Regions from separate parts of the Mus musculus genome. Here region 1 is linked to region 2. The links are chromatin loops, found by intact Hi-C in ENCODE. Cell type or tissue: heart. All regions are shown on one strand.

The links. A loop is a pair of places that touch in the nucleus more often than their neighbours do. Peaks named below come from ENCODE experiments on the same cell type or tissue, not always from the same donor. Only the 100,000 strongest peaks of a DNase experiment are listed, where the experiment ranks them.
Region 1: it touches region 2 in a loop (2.3-fold over the local background); 6 of 42 quality-filtered maps call a loop at or near these places.

What each region holds. Positions count from the first base shown.
Region 1 is chr10:108,068,692-108,076,691 of GRCm38, forward strand. No RefSeq gene overlaps it. Among named protein-coding and RNA genes, the nearest start is that of Gm40754, 88 kb to the right of the region's middle. In heart, no CTCF peak of the experiment used is centred here; no DNase peak of the experiment used is centred here; H3K27ac peaks cover 346 bases.
Region 2 is chr10:107,937,014-107,945,013 of GRCm38, forward strand. No RefSeq gene overlaps it. Among named protein-coding and RNA genes, the nearest start is that of Gm29685, 5.6 kb to the right of the region's middle. In heart, no CTCF peak of the experiment used is centred here; a DNase peak (open chromatin) is centred at 3,458.

The DNA of each region.
Region 1 (8,000 bases), 130 kb after region 2:
TGAGTCCAACACGGTTCCATCTCAGAGAGAAGTGGCTTTCTAGTTCTCCACCGGGACGGAGGGGCCAGACAGCGAGCGGTGAATTTTGGGTTCTTTAGTTTAGCTTAGTTTCTTTTTTCCAACTTTCTCTATTTCCTTTGCTTTTCTTAAAGAGATTAGAATTATCCAGCTGTGTCTGATATTTCAAGAATGAAGTAGTAGAACCAAAGCAAAGGAATTTAGGTTGGAATCCCTGTGACTTAACAGGCTGGCTTTAAAAACAAAAACAAAAACAAAACAACAACAAAAAAAAATGACTCTTCCTAATACAATGGAGACCCTCTAAACGAATAGAAGGGCCCAGAGGCAATGGACCAATGTGTGTGCCTGACTATCTCATTGGACCTTTGTCTAAAGCTGTGCGTGTGAATATTCAGCTCTGCACAGAACAACCTGGGTGGTTGGGAGAGGGGTTCCTTGGAGAGAGAACTCTCTCTTTGGGATTTGAACCTGATACATTAGACCACTCAGCCCTCTTGATAGCATAGTTTTGATACATTAGACCACTCAGCCCTCTTGATAGCATAGTTTTGGGTTTGAAAAGCCCATGTTCGGTAGGATTAAAAGGCAAGATTCTAAGAAATGAACATAGCAAAATTTGTAAAATATTCGTGGAGAAAATGTTTGAAGTATTGTATAAAACAACGGAAGAAGACGCGGGGAAGGCAGAAAGGCATGTCCTTGAGTCAAGGTGCACGGAACAGTGACTTTCCTGGAAAGCCCTCCCCCACTCTAGGAGATGCACTACTGTCCTTTGTCTCTCCTGAGAGCTCTTTCTGCTTGTTTGTTTGTTTGTTCTTTTTTTTGGTTTTTGCTTTTGAGACAAGGTCTTTCTATATCTCTGGCTGTCCTGGAGCTTTCTGTGTAGACCAGGCTGGCCTTGAACTACATCCACCTCTGCCTCCCAAGTGCTAGGATTCAATGTATACATCACCATCCCTGCTTCCCTCCAGCTCTTAGTGCCCAAGTTTAAATCTACATACAATACAATGAATAATAATTATCTCAATTATAATTTATATAATTAACATGATCTCATTTACGCAACCACAGGATTTTTTTATATTAAGCAAGCTATTTCCAAATTTTACATATAAAATAAATATATAAAAATCACAAGACTGATGTGCTCTATTCCCCCACCCCAGCCCCAATCCCCAACCCTAATTCCCAACCCCTACCCTAACCCCAACTACAGCCCCCACCCCCACCCCCCACCGGCCATAGGCCCTTTCTATCATCCCGGTTTTTACCAACCCACAATGTTTAACACATGACTTTAAAAACTCAATTCTTGCAAAAAAAAAATCATACCTAGCCAAAGTCCAATAAAAAGTTATGGGGGAATGCTCAGCCCAACTCTGACAGCTAGAACACACTACCCAAGACTCAGAGAACATGACAGAAGGGACAAAAAGAAGGTAATAACCAAAAATGGTGAGCTGTGTCACAGAAAGATGTCTTCTATCCACAATGAAGCTGTTGCACACACAGACTACGTGCAGCAGTGTTTAACTGCACACAGCCTGCATAAGATTGGGCTCCTGGAGATTTCATCATGGATGAGGGAGGTGCCATGAGGCCCCACCTCTCCCAAAGGGACTGTGCCAGTGCTTGTTGGGGGAGGGGTATCTCTTTCTTCAGTGTAACCCCGATAAAGTGCTCTCGTTCCATTGAATAACTTCCCACCCACACTTGGGCAAGTAGCTGGAATTGAACCCAATGGGCCTCAAACCGAAAGAAGACATGAGAGGCGGGAACTTGTGAGGTGGCAGGATGCAGGTGGGAGATGGACAGGAATGAGAGAAGGAAGTGAGGTAGTGAAAAATGAGTAAAATTCATTATATAAATGGATGAAACTGTCAAGCAATTAAACAGAGAAAAAATACATTAGGACAATTCCGAAAAGGAGAGGTAAAATTAGACTTAATAGATATTTAAAACTTATTACAAAGCTACAATTCAATCTGTACCTACACATGACTGAAGAAGGAACCGAGTGGAGCATAATATGTACAATATCCCTACAAAAAGCTTAGAAATGGGCCCAAATACCTACCGGGATTCAATGAAGAATGGCAGTTATAAATTGTGAAGGAAAGATGGATTTGTAAGTGGTATTTGGAAACTAGTTATTTGTGATCTGCAAAACAAATTTTCTCTATCTGTGACATCTTTGTGCAAGCCAGATTTCAAATGGACCCATAGCAAAGTACAAGAAATGAAATGTTAAACATTACAAAAGGAACCATGGTGGGTGTAGAACCTTGGATCTGGAGAAACTGCTCGGTGGTTAAGAACACTTACTACATTTCAGAGATCCCGAGTTTGTGTCCTGGTACCCACGCCAGGATGATGTTCGCAGCTACCTGTAACTTCAGCTCTGGGAACCAGACATCCTCTTCTGGCCTCTGGGGACACAGGACACACTCAGGATATACATACATACACATAAATAAAAACAAATATTTTCAAAAGCAACATATAATAATATGTTATCGGATACTTTCTATGCAGGATTCAAAACCTAAAGACATAATAGAAAACATAAAAACAGGTATGAGCTATGTGAAAGAAAAAATCCTGCAAATGAAAAGCAATGTCCGCAAAGTATAAAGACAAATGATAGATTTGGAAAATGTGCTTTTAACTCGTATCATAAAAGAAATCAAGTAAGGGATGAAACTATTCACACAGCAAAGCCATCCATCCAACCAGGGGGGAAAGTGGAAAATATTACAAATAAACGATTCATCAAAAAGGAAATGAAATGAGAGAAATGCAAATAAGCACCACACTGAAATCTCATTTTTCATCTATCAGATAGGCAAGGAGCCAAAGTGTTTATTGCACAATCTGTTGGCAAATATATTGGGAACAAGCGTTCTCATGTATGTAAGGAAGGAAAGGTATTGGCTAAACTCTCTGGAGTGTGATTTTGAAATGCCTATCATAGCTACAAATATTCACACTCTTTGGCCAGACATACATTCCAAGATCATCTCACAGATTTACCCATATGCCCTTGTAGAGAACATGAAAGCACAGAGAGATAGATATACCTCTTTCTTTATAGCAGACTCCTGGATCCAGATTAATGTTTTTCAATAGAGTCTGATGAAACTGCCAACTCTGCGATCCCAAAACATACACCCACACCAACACCCACATACAGAGAGACAGAGAGAGTCAGATCGGCAGATAGACACACAGACAGGCAGAAATAGAGACAGAGAGACATGTGACCCTACATCTCAAATTTCAGGACAGTGTGATACATGCTTACAATTGTCTATCAAATTGCCTTTTATTCTCAGAAGTTCTCTATCTATACAATAAGAACATGGTTGTTGCAATGGATGGAATATTTATATCCCAGGTAAATTCATATGTTGAAATCTGGTCTTTGGATAGACAGGATCATGGTGGGATTTGTGACCTTACCCAAAGGACTCTAGAAGGTTCTTAAAACTCTTCTGCTATGTGGGAATACATTAAGCACCCAGCACCCTGAATCCTAAGAGAAAGTTCACCAGAATCTAGCCCTGTTTGCACTCTGATCTTGACCTTCCAGCCTCCAGGACTATGAGAAATAACGTCATTGTTTAAACAAGCCATGCAGTCTATAGCTCTTGTTATCAGCACATAAAGGTGAGTAACATAGTCACCCAAGATTTGTTTCTTCTTGGAAGTAAGGTATGGCATCAGAGCAGGCATGGCAGGGAATATGAGCCTAGAAGAGAGGGGGGAGGGGGGAAAGCAACCTGTTGCCTCTTGGTTCTCCATTGGCCCTATGGAAGCTATGAACTATACCCTGTAAGTGTCTGAGTCAGACAGCCTAGCTTCTAGTATGAATAAGTTATATGGTCATGGACAGTTCCCTATCCTCTTTCTTCATCTGGGCCCTCACCTATAAAACAGTCCCATTATACCAATCTCACTTGTTTATTATATAGATTAAGTGATGTGATCAGAGTCTTGCAAGGCACGATGGGTACCATAGGATCACTGTGATTCCTGAGGCTTCTGTGTGGCTACAAGGAGACGGTGGCAAAATCAACTCATAGTGAAAGGTGTTAACTGCCAAAAGTAGTTGGCTATGGGGTTTTATATAAAGTATATCTACTCATTCAACAACATTATGTTGAACATTTATATTTAAGGCTCTGGATTGAGGTTGACAGGTAATAAAATTATTATTTATTTTGTAGACAATATATGTAGTGATCAACAATGAAACCAAATACTGTCACAAACCGTTTCCAAAACCCACAGAGCATTTCTAATTTAAGTAAAAGCATGAGGTGGATTTCAAAGTGAAGGAGTACACATAAACTCAGATATGGACATGATAATATCATCTGAGATGCCAGTGACACCTGGGCCGCACAAAGACAGTCTTTTGTTCGTAAAATTAAATCCACGTCACTTAAACAGGACACCATTGTGGTTTCTGTCACCTTAATCATTACAAGCACCATGAACCTGAGCTGTGTCTGCACTACGTAAAGCGAGTCATGCACAAAACACATCAGTAGGACATGTCATCGTTGAGCCATCTCAATTACATCTCAAGGTTCGTCCCCACAAGTTCATGCTTCAGACTGTGGAAAACCATGTGAAGGTTATTTTAAAAATCATTTTTGTAAACAGACAAAAACTAAGATAAGGCTACAATAGAGCATGCATGTATTCATTTTCTTATGTGTTAACATTTGTTTTTTCTCTTTGGCGTTTTGAGACATGGTCTTGTGTAGCCCAGGCTAGCCTCAGACACTACTTACAGCTGGAAATAACCTTTAGCTTCTAGTCTGCCCACATTTACTTCCTGCATACTGGGATTGCAGATGTGGGCCACTACATCTGGTTTATGCTGCTCTGGGGATCAACTCAGAGCTTCCAGCATGCGGGGTATCTTAGGGTTTCTATTCCTGCACAAACATCATGACCAAGAAGCAAGTTGGGGAGGAAAGGGTTTATTCAGCTTACACTTCCATACTGCTGTTCCTCACCAAAGGAAGTCAGGACTGGAACTCAAGGAGGTCAGAAAGCAGGAGCTGATGCAGAGGTCATGGAGGGATGTTCCTTACTGGCTTCTTCCCCTGGCTTGCTCAGCTCGCTTTCTTATAGAGCCCAAGACTACCAGCCCAGGGATGGCACCACCCACAAGGGGCTGGGCCCTCCTGCCTTGATCACTAACTGAGAAAATGCCTTACTGAGGCATTTCCTCAAGGGAGGTTCCTTTCTCTGTGGTAACTCCAGCTTGTGTCAAGTTGACACACAAAACCAGCCAACACACTGGGCAAGCGCTCTGCCAACCGAGCTACCTCCCCAGCTGGGTGTGTTAGCTATGGATCCAGTGCCTCACCACACATGCTGAGTAAGGACCCAACCACTGAACTGCCTCAGCTCACATTCGGGCATACAAACATTAATTAAATTCAAGGGAATTTACTGGAAGTTTGGTTTCCAATAGATCTGTTTATCTCTTGAATCTTTCACAACCTAACAGGACAAAAAACTATGACTCCAGGGCAGTCACGAATAATGAACTCAAAGGAAGCACATTGACCTCACGTGGTTAAGAGCAAGACCCTTGGCACTGGTGTACACGAGGTTTAAAGCCGGTTCGGCCACTTTCTATCTGTGACCTGGAGCAGGTCCCTAAACTTTCTGTCCATGAACTCTTCTTATTTAGAAAGATCTCAATGGACATCTGCTTTAAGTGGAGGCTGACTGAAAGGCAGCTGTAGCCACGTAGGACTAATGAAAGTTCAGGCACTATTCGGGCATCCTTAGTATTTGTCTAGATTTAAATGCAGGCCACCTATTGTTTCTAGGGTGGTTACAGCTTTCTTCACCTGGAATATCAACACTCTGTAATTTTCCTTTGATGGGATAGTGAGCATTTTCTGAAATATATGTTTAAATTTAAATAAATAAATAAATAAATAAATAAATAAATAAATAAAGACAGGCAGACAGACAGACTTAGGATGGTGTTGCTAGCCAGAATATAAACTAACTGCCCTCGGCCAGCCACAGAGCCAAGTCTTTGTTCAGGTAATTTCCAGACTTCCTATTTAGGCAAGGCCCTGATGTTGAAGACATAACTTTTTATAATCCTGCTCTGAGGACACAGCTCGGGTGATGGAGCTATAAACAGACACCATTCCTTGCCACAGAAACTCGTTTCTCAGGATGAGAGCCCAGTCGGTGGGAACTCACTTGTAAAATGCCTTGGAAGTCCTCGCTCCCTATGGCATTAGCACCTCTGGGGCTATATACACTTCCTCTACAGTTACGTTCCAGACCCCAAGATCCACGGAGTTTATCTCTGTTTAGGGGCACTTGATTTGTGACTGTAGAATAGCCAACGGTGGAGGTTACTTCAAATAAGGGAAGGGGGGGAGGTCCCTTTACAAGATTAGCACTTAATACCCTTACTAAAGTGAGTCTCTGGGCTTTTAACATCCCGTGTTCTAAGTGGGGAAAGCGTGTTTGAGAATAAGAAGATTAGCTGAGAGCTGAACTCCAACGCAGGTATTTTTAGGAATCTTGGGTAGTATTTTAATGTCAGCTTAAGAAACAAAGTTATTTGTTTCTTCTAGTTGCTAGGCAACATGTTGGATCTGATTTGGTTTCCGGACATTTTTTTTTAAACAGTGCTGTGATTGTAACAATAAAACTGTACCATCCTCTTCTCAACTCGATATAAAAACCATTTAAGAATGGTTGGCTTTGATGAGAGGCACTGTTACTTAACAGGTTTTCTTTCCATTGTTTTCTGCATCCTTATTTCAGAATCCTGGAGCCACATAATGTAGTCTCAAAACAATAACTTACACTTCATGGTGCATTAGGCTCAATGTGGCCATACAATTCAAGTCCTCTGCTTTGCAGTCTTTCCTCAGAGCTTCTCTACACCATCATCTTTGTGTTCAAGAGTCAGGGACAGTAATGTGTTTTCTAAGAAAGCCATGAGGCGCAAGCTTAAGAGATTTTATTCCACAAGGTTAAAAATACATTCCATTGAAGCTTCTCTGTGTGTGTGTGTGTGTGAGAGAGAGAGAGAGAGAGAGAGAGAGAGAGAGAGAGAGAGAGAAAGAGAGAGAAAGAGAAAGAGAAAGAGAGAGAGAGAGATCTACATTATAGAAAGCAGACTTCAACAACACTAATCTAGACACCAAACATGGCTCTAAGAACAGGAGTGTGTCCCAGAACTGGGGCTTAGAAAATATTCTGACTAAGGAAACTGAGCCCTGGAAGAATACAAACTTTGAAAGAAAAGTCTCTGGATTGAGGAGGGTATGTGTGACAGGGATACTTAAATTTTTCTTGGTAGAGCTTTAGCTGTGTGTGAGTGGGCTTCTTGCAGAGATTTGCAGCCCTTCGGCCTTTTATGTCAGTGCAAAGGAGAACAAAAAGTAACAGAAGACAACAGTGGTAAAGACAGACACACAGAGAGAGAGAGAGACAGAGACAGAGACAGAGACAGAGACAGAGACAGAGACAGAGAGACAAAGGGAGACAGAGAGACAGAGAGTCGGAGGGGGAGGGGAAGGGGGCCTTTGCTGTAAAGTGTTTTTCTAAATCCGTCCTCAGCAACCACATTCTGAATTTGAACTCAGCTGGGCAATCTGTCATGGTGCTTGTCACCAGCTCATTTTTGGGTGCTCTGCCAACCCCCCTCTTCTCTGAGAGCTGCTTCTTCCAAACCCCAGCTTTTTATGAGACATGTCATTCCTCCTTGGCAGACAGCTAATTGGCTGAGAGGTGAACATCTGATTCTCATGCTGGTCCTATCAGAAATTCTCCCCGGAGAGTCTGAATAGTCCCAGCACCAACATCCCCCAAGAATTTCAAAGATGTGACTGTGTCTGATGACTTCTAGATGTACCTGAGCTGATGAGAAATATCAAAGAACCAGACTTTAAGAAAGAAGGCAAAGATAACTGACA
Region 2 (8,000 bases):
AAGCTTGAACTTCATGTGGGTCCTGAACAACTGGAGCAGAGTGGGAGTTATCCCAAAAGCTGTTCCTGTATGTGGGATATGTTCTTCTAGCTGGGCTGCCTTGTCTGGCGTCAGTGAAAATGATGCACCTAGCCCCACAGAGACTTTATGTCCCAGGGTGGGGAGATACCCAGGAGGCTCCATCTGCACAGAGGAGAAGGGGAGAAAGGAATGGGGGAAGGATTAGAGGAAGGAGTGACCAGGAGGGGGACAGTAAGCTGTAGGTAAAGTGAATAAGTATGTATAAATAAATAAATAAATAAATAAATAAATAAATGAAATGAAAATATGTTATCACTAGTCATTAGGGTAGTACAAATTAAAATAAAAATAATAAATTTTGTCAACAGTTAGGAATGACAGAAAATAAACTGGATTTCTTATCCACTGTTGATGGGAGTGTAAGATGGCACAATCATTTCACACAGAATTTAAAATTAAAATTAAATATATGCCTATTATTTGCTCTCTGGTCCCATTCTCAATTTTTAACAAAAAACAATGAATTCATTTATAAACACAAAATTACATGTGAATATCTATAGAAGTTATTTTTTTATAATAGACAAAACTGAAAGCATCCCAGAAGTCATGATGAGAGGATTGTGTTTAAATACTGATGTGTGTTCATAATGATGACATAATCCTCCTTTATAAAATAATAAAATAATTGATTTTTCTAGAACATACAACTAAAGGTATGCTGAATAAAATAACTCAAACAAAAAATGACACGTGATATATATATATATATATATATATATATATATATATATATATTGCATTCTTATAAAATTCTACAAAGTAATCTGTAGTTACATCAAGCAGATCAACGGCTACCGAGGGAGGATGAAGAGTCACTCTTTTCAAAAGAATGGCAGGGAGAAATCGCAGAGGCGGAAAAAAAAAACTTTTGGAGATAATAAAAGTGTCTCTTGCTTTGTTGATGGTTGTAAAGTTCAATGCATTTGTTCATATGTTAAAATAACCATTATGCTTTCTTGTTTCTTTTCCATAAGACAGGCTCTAATGTGTAATGCTATTGCCTGGAACTTAACCATTTACATTTTAAATATATACTATTAAATGGATGTCAATTACCTCTCACCAGAACTCTTGAAAATTGATACCAGTGTTTGGCAAAGCATATTGTACATATGTAATTGAGATTCAGTACAGAGATATCTGAGAAGAGCTTTTGCAATAAAAACTCTTCAAATTATGAATTTCTATTCACGGATAAACAGTTGCTGTCCAACACTGAACAAAAATCACAGGGTAGAACATTGGGAAGGCTACATACGCTGGCCCCCGATAGCTCACCACTGTCATCTCAGATGAAACCTGGTTAGCCATGGGAGACATCATAACCAGTTACCTTCAAGCCTACTTTGACTGAAACTCTGCCTCTGAGTGACTGAAAACTTTGACTATCAACTTGGGGAAAGGTTATGGGAGGGATTTAAGAGAGGGTTTCTAGGGGAGAACCAGGGAAGAAAAATTAAATTCTACTTCTGTTAATATTTCAAAAGTGCTAGTGAATACAGGACAACAGGAATGTTCTTACACTGCTGTTGAAACCAAGATGGTCTCATCGGTCCACAAAACAGTTTGTCCGTTTCTTACAGTCAATTATGCATGTGCTATATGAACCAGTCATTCTACTTTTAGATATTTACTCTAGAGAAATTTTTAAAAAATCATACCAATGAGCTACATATGAACATTTGTATTTAACTTATATTTAGTTGTCCCAAAATGGAGAAAATATCTTTTACTGGATGAATGACTGAATGAATGAATGACTGACTGAATGAATGAATGAATGAATGAATAAGCAAAATGTGGTGGTTCTTATAAAACAATGTTCCTCAGCAATAATGAATTATTGATATGTTCAATTAAAAAGGATAAATCTCAAATTCATTATGCTATTGGAGGGAATCCAGACTCAGTTATATGATTCTATTTTAGGCCTGATCTTGAAAAGACAAAGTATAAGGACAGAAAAATAATCAATGGTTGCCAGGGATATGGGTGAAGGAAGAGTAGTTACAAAGAGACATCATGGGATGAGAATTGAGGAAAGATAAAAACTATATATCATACTTTGGTGATGAAAAATCATGTCCAGAATTGATTGTGCTCCCATGCATGTACACACACACACACACACACACACACAAGGGGGGAGGGAAAATTAAGTTTTATGTTATGTAAATTCAAACATAAAACAGAACAAAGCATACTAAAATAAAGATAAAATTGGCATATTTGGTCTGAATTGGTAAACAGAAAAAGAGACAATTTTATGTGTGTGTGTGTGTGTGTGTGTGTGTGTGTGTGTGTGTGTGTGTGTGTGTGTGTGTGAGACAGAGACAGAGAGAGAGTTGCTTGTATGAATACATGTGTGTCTCTGAGTGTGTATAGTTGCACAAACACGTGTGCACGTGCATATGTGTGTTAAAAGACAATCTCAGACAATTGTTCCTCACACATCATCTGCTTTTCTCTGGAGAACCTCTCACTGTCCTGAAGATTCTTGGCTGGCCAAGAAACCCTGTGAATCCACAAGCCTACCTGTCACTGTCTTTTCGGAGGTGGGATTAAACACATGCGCCACTGCATCGGACTTTTCATTTTCAGTGTGCGTTCTGCAGACCAAACTCTGGTCCTTGTGCTTGGAAGACAGTCTTCTAAGTTCTCTATCTAACCCTGATACAAAAAGTTTTGACTTGGAGGGCCAAACCGGACACCTTTCCTTCATTAGAAAGACACTCTATGACTGAACTAAACCCCTTTCCCTAATTTTTAATAGAATAGTAAACTATGGTCTCATATGTTTGAGGTAAAGTAGAGATGGGAGGAATAGGCAGAGGCAAAAGCATCGACACTGAAAGATGGTGGCAGGGAGCTTTTGCAGTGCTCTAGGCATATTGCGACAAGTTCTTTACTATGATGGCCATACAGAGGGAAGAGTCTGAGGATATCAGGAAGATGAAAAGGGGAAGCGAGGCATCAAAAGTTAGTCAAGGTTAAACAGGCAGAAAACGAGCAATCCGATAGAAAAGTCCAAAGAATGAGTAAGTCTATAGTTCTAGCTCTCTGAGACTGGGGATGACTTGGTATGCTTTAGTCACAAACCTATAGACGTTATTTGAAACTTCCGGGATAGACAAGCTCCCAAATTAGTAGAAAAGAAAGGGGAATAAAGAGAAAGGACAAAGAGGACAGAACCCTAATTACGGAGGAAAGCTTCTATTCTCCAAACTCACTACAAGCTGCTCAGCTCGCTTCCCTAAGTAAACGGAATGGAAAGATGTAATACCCAGGATAAGGCCCTTGGCTCTGAGGCTAGTGAGGAAGATGCCCTATTAGGAAAACACTTAGAAAAATCTATTAAACAATACGCTCCAAGTGAGCCAGGAGCCACTGCCAAGATAAAGTTACTTATCACCTCCCACTGTGACACATTTTCCAGGAATACTTGCTACAGCCTTCGCGCCTGTCCTTGCAATCTTGTGCTATAATAGTGTTGAAAGTATAAAGCTTGAAAACTTTAAACGTCATCATTCTCAGAGCCTTATCCTTTTCATATATCATTTTCATATCATTATATCTTCCTATTCTGGAATAGGAACTTTGACATTCCCCTCCAAGTTAGCACAATTCAGGTAATGAAGAATGACGCACCCTCTGTTGACTTATGCTTGAACAAATTGTCTTTTAAAGATACTTATTTTATTAACTAAATCAGTGTTTACCCCTATAAAACTTAGGCTACATTTTTTTCAAATTTAATTTTATTTCTTTTACTTATTCACTTTATATCCTGCTCACTGCCCCCTCCCAGTCACCCACTCCCCAAATCCTTCCTCCTCCTCTCCCCTTTTTCTCTGAGCAGATGCCCCCCCCCCCAGGTATACCGCCCCCACCTCAATCCTGGCACTTCAAGTCTCTGCTAGACCAGGCACTTCCTCTCCCATTGAGGCCAGACAAGGCAGCCCAGCTAGAAGAACATATCCTACATACAGGCAACAGCTTTTGGAATAGCCTTCATTTTAGTTGCTCAAAACCCACATGAAGGCCAAGCTGTGCATATGTGTAGAGAGGGCTAGGTCCACAGCCCTGTATATTTTTGGTTTGTGAGTTAGACTCTGAGAGTTCTAAAGGTCCAGATTAATTGACTCTGGTGGTCTTCTTGTGGCATTTCTATCCCCTTCAGGGCTCACAATCCTTCCTCCCATTCTTCTATAAGAATCCCCAAGCTCAATCCACTGATTGGCTGTGGGCATCTATATCTGTCTGAGTCAGCTGCTGGGTGGAGCCTCTCAGAGGACAACATGCTCCTGTCTGCAAGCATAACCTGTCATTAATAGTGTCAGGGATTGGTGCTTGCCCATGGGATGGGCTTCAAGTTAGACAGGTTATCGGTTGTAGGCTACATTTTTTAAGACACCATAGAGTCAAAAGAAGTTATTAAATCAACAAATGAAGAAAAAAATTCTACAGTAAGATGAGCTGAACATTGATGTTGCAGTCATCTTTTCTCCTATCTGAAGCTGTAAAGTGTATAAAAGAGTGAGGATTAATAAGTAACTAGATTCTACTTTCAGTTCTGCAGGCTTTTGCCCTTGGTTTACTTTCTGACCTCAGTAGATGGTAGGATATGCTAATGAGTTACACGATGAGGTTTCTTGTGGCTGATGTTATTCGAACAAAGGAAGGTAGTGCTCATCAGATAAAGTATTGTGCGGTGGAGGCATGGAGATGTGCCTGCTTCACTGCTTAACTTAGTCTAAAGTCACCTTAAGTAAGGGATAACTTTAGGTAAGATATCCCTTAACTAAAGACAAGCAATAGGAAAAGCGCCATCAAATAGTGACATCTTTAAACTAATCCTTGAGCCTTCCTTGAAAAACAAACTAGTAACTGCATAGTTAGCAGGAAAGAAACTTGAAAAGACTCCATTATAAATTCATACTGGACCAAACTCTTTATTGCTTTTACTGGGAACAGAAAAGAGTAAGGAGAGGTATCATCCCCTGCAGGAAGGAAGTTTAAAGAAATACCAAAACCACAACCGTCTACTTAGGATACCTGCTTAAGCTCCTTGGATACTTTCTCTAGCTCCTCCATTGGGGGCCCTGTGATCCATCCAATAGTTGACTGTGAGCATCCACTTCTGTGTTTGCTAGGCCCCGGCATAGTCTCACAAAGAGATCTGCAACCCTGTAGGTGCAACATTATGAACTAACCAGTACCCTGGAGCTCTTGACTCTAGCTGCATATGTATCAAAAGATGGCCTAGTCAGCCATCACTGGAAAGAGAGGCCCATTGGACAGGCAAACTTTATATGCCCCAGTACAGGGGAACGCCAGGGCCAAAAAATGGGAATGGGTGAGTAGGGGAGTGGGAGGGAGGGTGTAGGGGACTTTTGGGATAGCATTGGAAATGTAATTGAGGAAAATACGTAATTTTAAAAAAAGATACCTGCTTAAATACAATTTTTAAAAATCAAAGCATCACATTTTTACATAAAGACAGTATCAACTATCACAACCTGAACTTCATTTTAGAGTCTTGCTTACTTTAAAGGTTATCTTCAAGCTCTCTAAGAAGACTCTCTCTGACTTTCCCATCATTTCCCTTTGATATGTCTACCGCAATTTAACCATTCTCTCTTTTATGCTATATGTCTTTCCTATCTCTTCTTCTGCTCAAAATGTGAATGCTTTTAAATCACTACTGAATCCCTGTAATTCGGGCATTCTATGAGTTCCATGTTTATCCATTATATGAGCAGATTTTATGAGATCCATGTGTTAACGACTTGGATCTCATGGTGGGCTTAGTTGGGGTTCTTATTGCTGTAGTGGAACACCATAACTAAAAGGCAAACTGGGGAGGAAAGCGTTTGTTTGGTTCACATTTCCATTTCACTATTCGTTATCCAAGGAAGTCAGAACAGGAACTCAAACAAGGGCAGGAACCTGGAGGTAGGAGCTGGTGCAGAGGCCATGGAGGGTGCTACATACTGACTTTCTCCTCAGGACTTGCTAATCCTCCTTTCTTATGCAATCTGGGACCACCAGCCCAGGGATAACATTACCAACAATAGGCTGGGTCTTCCCTCATTGGTCACTAAAGAAGAAAATGCCCTATAGTCTTCTCTACCACCCAATCTTATGGAGGCATTTTCTCAATTAAGGTTCCCTCCTCTCAGATGACACTATCATGTGTCAAGTTGACATAAAACTCTCCAGCATGGAAGCTATAGAAGTAAGGCAACCTTCAGTAAATAGGCCCTAATAGAAGGGTCTATTAATCACTAAGAACGTGCCTTTGAAAGAGATCAAAGGATCCCAGTCTCTTCTATTTCTTCCTCACTGATGAGTTTGAGCTGACATGTTTTCCATTTTATGTTGTCTCATCAGAGCAATGTGTATCCCCAATCTCCCACCCAGAGACTTTATTGGACCAGTAACGCTGTAACTTCAAGCCAAGTAAACCTTTCTTCCTTTCTACCTAATTATCTCAAGTATTTCAATATATAAACACAAAGTTTACTGTCAAATTGAAATACGAAATTTGGAAATATCAGAAATTCCAATTAATTGTACCTTGACAACCTACATATTTATCAATTTTATGCTTCTGTGTTAAAAAACCAACCAAACAAACAAAAACAACAAAACAAAACAAAACAAAAAAACATCTCTGAGCCTCAATTCCCAGTCTGTGCAATGAGAATGAGCACATTCTTTTACAGAGCTTTGAATTACTTTCAAAGAGCTTTGGAAGCTAATTGGTTTTATGAGAGAAGTCAAACAGGATGGTCATTTGTTCATTTGAAGCAAAGAAGTTGAAGAAAGAAGAGAAAAAAAAATATTACATCATCAAAACACATCCAGGAAAATCAGCAAGAACACTGTTTGGGGAACAGAAAGTAGGTCAGTGTGACTTCATATAAACAGAGATGACCATCAAAGGATGAGTCAGCAAACACAGTAAGCAGCATTTAGAGGACAGACTAGGAGATCCTCGTTTGATATTCTATCCCAAGAGGCTTAGCTCCACAAAGAAACTGATGGCAGGCCTGGGTTACCCTTAATTCAGCAAGCAGGAGCCTCCACGGTGTGTAGGTCTACTCGTGGTGTCTATGAGGTAAGCCAAATTTTTCTACAGGGAAAACACTACAGACCATTAAGCCTTTGAATATTTACTTTTACCTTATTTCTAATGCATCATAGGATGAAATTGCAAGAGGAAATTATAGAAAATATAGAAAGAAATCCCTAAGATACTGGGGAAGTAGACTATTTAATATTTTGAAAGAAACCATGAGAGACCTAGAAGTTCCTGAGAGGGCTCTTTGTATTAGAACTATAAGATGTGAGCAATGCAATGCATGAGCAGTACAAGCATCGTAACATTTAAGATAACATCATGGGTATCTCATCATCGGCCCAAATGTTTGTATCTTTCCATAAATCACTACTTCTGCCCAGGCATTCCTCTGATCTCATAGATGACTTTCTTGACCTTCTCCACACAGAATTAAAGAAAAGGGAAAGGAGAGGGGAAAGGAGAGGAGAAGGAGGAAGGAAAGAAAGAAAGAAAGAAAGAAAGAAAGAAAGAAAGAAAGAAAGAAAGAAAGAAAGAAAGAAAGAAAGAAAGAAAGAAAGAAAAGTAAGGAGTGTGAGAGGAGGGAGGAGAGGGGAGAGATACCTCACTGCTCATTCATTCTATCCTTACTATCTCAGAAAAGGCAAACAGTACAAGTTCAAAAGGCATTACCAAACAAAAACGGAGAAAATATGTAAAAAATGAAGTAAGGGATCACTAACCCTGAAAACCCTGCATTGTGGGAAGAAAATATGTATTATCAATTTGTCACTCAGCACATGAATTAACTTTACAGTGATGTTATCTCAATCAGGGTCCCCATGGGACACAG